2 separate regions of the Homo sapiens genome follow, and region 1 is linked to region 2. The links are chromatin loops, found by intact Hi-C in ENCODE. Cell type or tissue: endothelial cell of umbilical vein. All regions are shown on one strand. Each heading gives the region's core, and the rest is flanking DNA. Links, peaks and the distances in the headings are about the cores only. Region 1 overlaps FLI1 (Fli-1 proto-oncogene, ETS transcription factor). Region 2 holds the start of LOC124902787 (a long non-coding RNA gene).

Region 1 (2,916 bases), core at 329-2,828, 370 kb before region 2:
TCAACTAGACATGATAACAATGAGAACTGGGTTAGGAAAAATCATTATGAATTAACCATGTTGAATTAGCCCTAAGAAATGCCTCTTGCCAGAAGAGCTACATTTGTTTTGTTGTTTACCCTCTTCCAAATCAGCAATCCTTTTAAAGAGAAAAATCTACTTTAGTAAAATTTGGGTGGCTACATGATTACTCACTTACCCATGTGGTTCCTATGGAAAGTGCCCTCTTCAATCACCCAGAAATATTATGACAATGGTCAGAAAATAGGACCAATGAACAAAGAAGCAGGAGTCCCTGTGGGTTAAATGAGCCTTGATATCTTTGCTCCAGAAAACACCCTCATTGTAGAGCGTGGTGTTTGGGGGCATGAATACTTGAGTTCTGCTTCCAGGGGCTCTTGCCTGGTTCCCATCTTTTGACACACTACATCTTGAAGCCTCAGTTGTCTCTCCGTCAATGGCCTCTTTCTTTTTGAGACTACTGGGGAGGGGGCTATCCTAAGTTGGCAATGTGTGATAGGTACTTTGGGAGATATGACAGAGAAACAAGCAACTTTCTTAACAGTGCTCCCTTGTTACCCTGGGTCATGCCTAAAGGTCTTTCAGTAGTAATGTGTAGAGTGAATAGTGAGGCCACGTTGTATGGAGTGATGTGGGAGACACTCCAGGCAAAAGAGAAAAGCAGCGATCTCAACTCAATTTCTGGAATTTCTTCTTCAACTGACTTTGATGATCCTTTGGATACACCTTGAAGCTTCTTCTCCTATACGCATGTTTCTAGAGTCAGAACTGCAAAAACAGATAGGTTGAAATCTCTAGACAAGAGGGTTTCCTTGCACACCTGTTGTGTTGAGCTCAGGTAACAAAAGGTTAAACCCTATGTAGAGAGGTGTTCCACGTCCCTCTTGAAGGTGTATGCGTGTATGAGGTGGGGGTGCTTGTGCACTGAAAATGGCTTAATTTTCCTACTTTGAATAAAATCAAACTACAACTAGGATGAATTCAAGTAGCTCATCGACCCCTGGTAATTGCACATAGGGTTCATCGGGACATTACACAGAATGCTGTGGGGAAAAAAAAAGCAAAGGCAGGCGCTTGGCCCTACGCATTGAGAATGAAAAATTTAAAATAATAGGTTCTTCAGGGCTAAATTGTGTTTGCTCCCAAGGATCCTTGGAGCTATGGTTTTCTTTGTTCTGCCAAAGGAAAAAGGAAATATATCAGGAAGCTGGGCCAGTCCACAGGAAGTCTCACTTGGTCTGATAAAAGGAACTGGTGTGAGGCAGCTTTGGATGCAGTTATAAGTCAATCAGCCTTGAAATAACAAGAAAGGCTATTCAAGAGAAACTGGAGCCTGAAGTCAGCCCTACTCAATGATTTCCTTTTAACCTCGCAAAACATTCCCTTCTTTGTGTTTTATATAACCTCCTGAATCTGTTATGTTTTTTAAAAAAAATTGTGTATAGTTTTGTGTGTATATGAGTGGAATAGAATGAAGAAGAGAGCAAGATTTCGAGGAGGAAAGGAAGAAAGAACGAAGGTACAAGGGTAGAGGAGGAAGCCTTGGCAGGTCAAAGAATATGCCGTTCTCTATTGAGCTATAAAACATTTAAAAATCAACTCATTGGATCATTATGTAAAAAGAGAACCTGTCAGTTTCACACCAGTGCACCTGCTAACAAAGCCAGGCAGGCTTTCTTACCTGGGAAATAGGCCTTCTTGAATAAAGAGTTGTGAAGAATTGAGCAGTTTCATGAATCTGACCGGTGCAGACTGTGGATAGTGGTCACTTAGACAAAGAGATAAAACAAATAGTAACAAAACCTACATGGTCCCCATAGATGGGCTCGTAGCCTAAACTATATGGAGATGTATGTATCAATCTGGTGATGTATCACAGTGGCTAAGCTTTATGGAATTTGGAAGTAAGCAGGATTAGGTTCCAATAATTGCTTTTCTATTTTCTACCTGTATGACCATGAGTAACTTACCCAATCTCTTCAAAATGGAAATATTACATACATCACAGGGTTGTTACAGGGATCAAGTGCATGTCTTAAAGGTTTGAATAGATATTGTCACCTTGAGCTGGATAGATAACTTATTCTCTTTATAACTATGATTGTTCTTCCTCATTTTTATTCCCCCTCTGATGAAAGATGAGCATCTCTTTCTCTTAGGTGAGTACTAGGGAAAGAAAGGCCTTAGCTTGGGGTCATGAGGACCCATGCAAAATGGTGGGTGATACAGTTTCAAACTGAATTGGGGCCTTCTGGGGTTGACTGTGTTTGCCCATAGAACACCACTTCCTGTTTTAACAAGAAGAAACAAAGCCTTCCAGAAAACCCATTAAGAGACTCAAAATTCTCCTTGGACATCAAATTATTGTTTTTAGAAGAGTTAAGTGTAAATGAATCAAAACCAGACAAATTCAATTTCCTTTCAATTAAACAGGATTTTTTTAAAGGCCACGGGAAAGACGCTTGGAGCCAAAGAGTGTTTTGGGTTTTAAATGAGACCAAATTTCGGAAAAGAATCTAAGACCCCAGAGTGGCGTCAGGCCCTATTCTTAGTTTGCATTAACGGAAAGGGATTAGCACAGTTCTAGTGTCACTTGGCAATAAAAACAACCAGCTCGGAGAAACTCACCAAGCACCTGCTGAGAGCCCCTGCCTTCACCTGGCCTTGAGGGTCACTCCACAGTACAAAATGTAGCCCTGAGATTATGGGAGAAGAGCCACACAGGATCAGATAGAACATCTACGTGAGGTTCTATCATCCACACCCCCAAATAAGAAATGTTTTAAAGCCTGTCTAGGATCAGAGTCAAATGAACATGAGAGCTGAAAGCAAATTTTGAAATCATACCTTCATTTTATATATGAGAAGACCTTTAACATGAATGATGAGGAAGTG
Region 2 (2,916 bases), core at 259-2,758:
TGGTCCTGAGACTGGCCTGCTGCCTGCTGGGAGCTTCACAGTCTGGCACAGCCGCTGGACTGGGAATGAAACAGGAAGCGTGCTGAGAGAGAGGGCAGGGGTGGAGGCTATTGGACCGGGAGGATGAGGCAGCTCAGGCCAAACACTCATCCATATTCAGCTGTGTGCCCAAGGAAGTGTGGATGATCAGGGACAGAGAGAGTGGCCAAATGAATGTATGGAGAAGAGTGTCTGGCTATTGGTACCCGGATGCTGAGAAAAGATCGTGGTTTTGCCCAACCAAACAATCCAGGGATGAAAGTAGTCTTGGAGGGTACGATGGGGGCTCCAGTCACCTTTTGCTCGTTTCCCACCCTAGGCAGAGCTCTGACTGCAATAATAAACAACATGGGGCAGCCGAAATCTCAGTTGCTGAGAGGCTGCACAGTGGGAGAGACCACGCATCACAACAGCCGGCCTGGGCTAGCGCCTGATTTGACGAGAAGCTCATCCCAGTGGATTGAGCCTTGAAAGTTCTTCTCTGACAGCTGGGAGTCTCAAGGGCTCAGCCATGAATCCTTCTAAACAGAGTTTGTGCTTTTGGTGGATGTAACCCCAGGAATCCCATCACGCTCCCAGAAGAGTACATGAATGGTGAAAGGACGGATGGGCAGATCGGGCACAGCAAAGCACCAAGGGAAGAAACAGCAAATGACCAAAGCTATAAGCCCTAGTGCTTTTAGATAGGGAAGGGGCTTTGCAACTGGCTCATGACCTTAAGTGAGTTTTTAAACTCTCTGAGTGAGCCTGTTTCTTTCATCTTGGTTTGGAAAAATGAAAGGAGCTCCTTATCAACTTAAGTCAGAAAACAAACAAAAAACAAATGTTGAAAGATTATAGTCACAGATGCACAAAGCAACTCTTCGTTCCATTTACCAATGTGTATAATGTAATGCATCATTCCACAAAAGCGGATGACGCTTCTAATGGAAAGCAAGGAAAAGGTGGAGGAAAAAAGAAAATACATTCTAGAAAATACAGAAATGCCGTATTTCTGTCTACCTTCCCTCACGTTTGCCCACAGGGCAGGACTTTTGTCTAAATGTATGATAGCCCTGGCAGTGTATACCTTCAGGCTCCAAGCTCCAGAGAACCCAAGAGGTAATGTGGAGACTGCAATTGTCAGCAATTCCATACACTGAGAAACACAGGGAAAGAGGCTGCATGTGTAACTCTCCAAGTCCGACATCTCCAGCTTGGACTCAAAACACCAGTGGTTTAATCCAGAGACAGAAACACCTTTTGAGTCCCATTCCATTACACAAGAAGCCCTTTGCTCTTTGGCTTGTTTTACTGCAGGCAAACTGCGAGGCTGAAATAGGATTTCCCTCACTGCAGCCCACATTGGGATAAGTCAGAGCCTGCGGACTCTGCTTGAGGAGTGGCCAGGGAGATGCTTGCAGAGTGCAGTAAACAGGACATGGAGGAAGTTGGGAGCTGGACTCGGGTTGTTAACAAGCCCTTCCCCGCCACCCCCACGTTGTCAGGAAATGTGGGGAGCTGAGGGCCACAGAGCACACAATGATGCAGTGGGAAGTGGCCTTTATAAATACCCAGGGGTCAGGGCCAGGCTCGGCAAACAATAGGGGAAATGATGATGGCGGCAGTGGGTGTGGGGGGTGGGGAAGGCCAGGATGAGTCCATCAGTGACAATAATGGAGCAGAAGCAGATACTGGCGCTGGCGGTCCAGGGGGGCCTGGGGGTTGTGAATCAAACTATACAAATTGCCGGTGACTCAGTAGCCACAACAGAGGGTAGCAGGGTCTGTAAACAGTCCACAGTATGTCCCATTGTTCCTTCAAGAACCTCTCCCTGGTCTCTACATGTCAAAGGTCTCTGTTTTGCTTCACTTACCGGAAGCTGGTGGAAGCTAGTTGAGTGTTCAGAGGACACCATTCCTCACCGGTGGTGACAGTGGGCTCAGGGCTGCATTTTCTGCCTTGTGTTCACCCTGGTAAGCAAATAGGCACCAAAGGAAGGGAAAGAGGATCTGCAGGGAAACAAACAATGCCCCAGAGCTGAACTTTGGTTTAGTCTCCCCAGATTCACTTGGTGTGTGGATGGGAATGGAAGATTAGTATGCCGCCCTTCACTGGCCGTGGGGAGAGATGCATTTTTGTATTCAGAATATAACCTTGCAAATGAGATCAAACATTTGAAGAGCTATGGGAAAGGCAATAAACCAAAGTGGGATTCTTCGTCACTTGTCCAGCATGAATTATTACTTGCTGGTTAAGCAGGTGAGTAAGTGGCTATTTGCAAAGCTGCCTGAAGGACCTAGATTATTATTTTGTTTTTTTTTTTGTGGGACAGTTCCTAGTTCTTTCTACGATTAGCTATGCAAAAGATAGACGACTGAAATTCTTTAGGCTTCATTTTTCCTCACCACATGGGGTTGGTCACTGAGGATCTATGAGACGCTAAACTTACAGAAACAGAAAGATTTTAGGTCAACTTATTTTTCTTTTCCATCTTTGCCCAGCACTGGAAATATATATTTTACCCTGACACACAGACTGAGTTAGAGGAGCTGGCATGTGCTCCATTTCTTCATGTTAAAGCATACCAGGTGTTTCTAAGTTACAGGGTGATTTCCATGTACAAAGATATTTGTGACATAAAATATACCTTTTGCAGAAATTATGAACTCCCCAGATTGAATGTTCCTTGTATCAATTATTATTCTGTTTTAGAGTGCTTCATCATAAACATGATTAAAAATCTAATTAGGTAATCAATTACATAACAGTCATTTCTTTCTCTAAAATGTAAGCTTTACAAAGGCAGGCCCTGAGCCTCTCCTACTGATATGGTTTCCTTGGTGCTGAGCATAGTTTCTCCCATGGAATTGGCCCTTAGTAGGTATTGAGTGAGTG

Evidence for each region. A loop is a pair of places that touch in the nucleus more often than their neighbours do. Peaks named below come from ENCODE experiments on the same cell type or tissue, not always from the same donor. Only the 100,000 strongest peaks of a DNase experiment are listed, where the experiment ranks them.
Region 1: it touches region 2 in a loop (6-fold over the local background); 1 of 110 quality-filtered maps calls a loop at or near these places.

The regions. Positions count from the first base shown.
Region 1 is chr11:128,704,068-128,706,983 of GRCh38, reverse strand. All of the region lies in intron 1 of FLI1 (Fli-1 proto-oncogene, ETS transcription factor), which reads right to left. Among named protein-coding and RNA genes, the nearest start is that of SENCR, 9.5 kb to the right of the region's middle. RefSeq lists a silencer at 2,177-2,266. In endothelial cell of umbilical vein, for the core only: no CTCF peak of the experiment used is centred there; a DNase peak (open chromatin) is centred at 1,273; H3K27ac peaks cover 2,500 bases.
Region 2 is chr11:128,333,438-128,336,353 of GRCh38, reverse strand. It overlaps LOC124902787 (a long non-coding RNA gene), which reads left to right and starts at 2,073. Exons shown (of 2, transcript XR_007062946.1): 1 at 2,073-2,280. In endothelial cell of umbilical vein, for the core only: no CTCF peak of the experiment used is centred there; a DNase peak (open chromatin) is centred at 1,573; H3K27ac peaks cover 2,500 bases.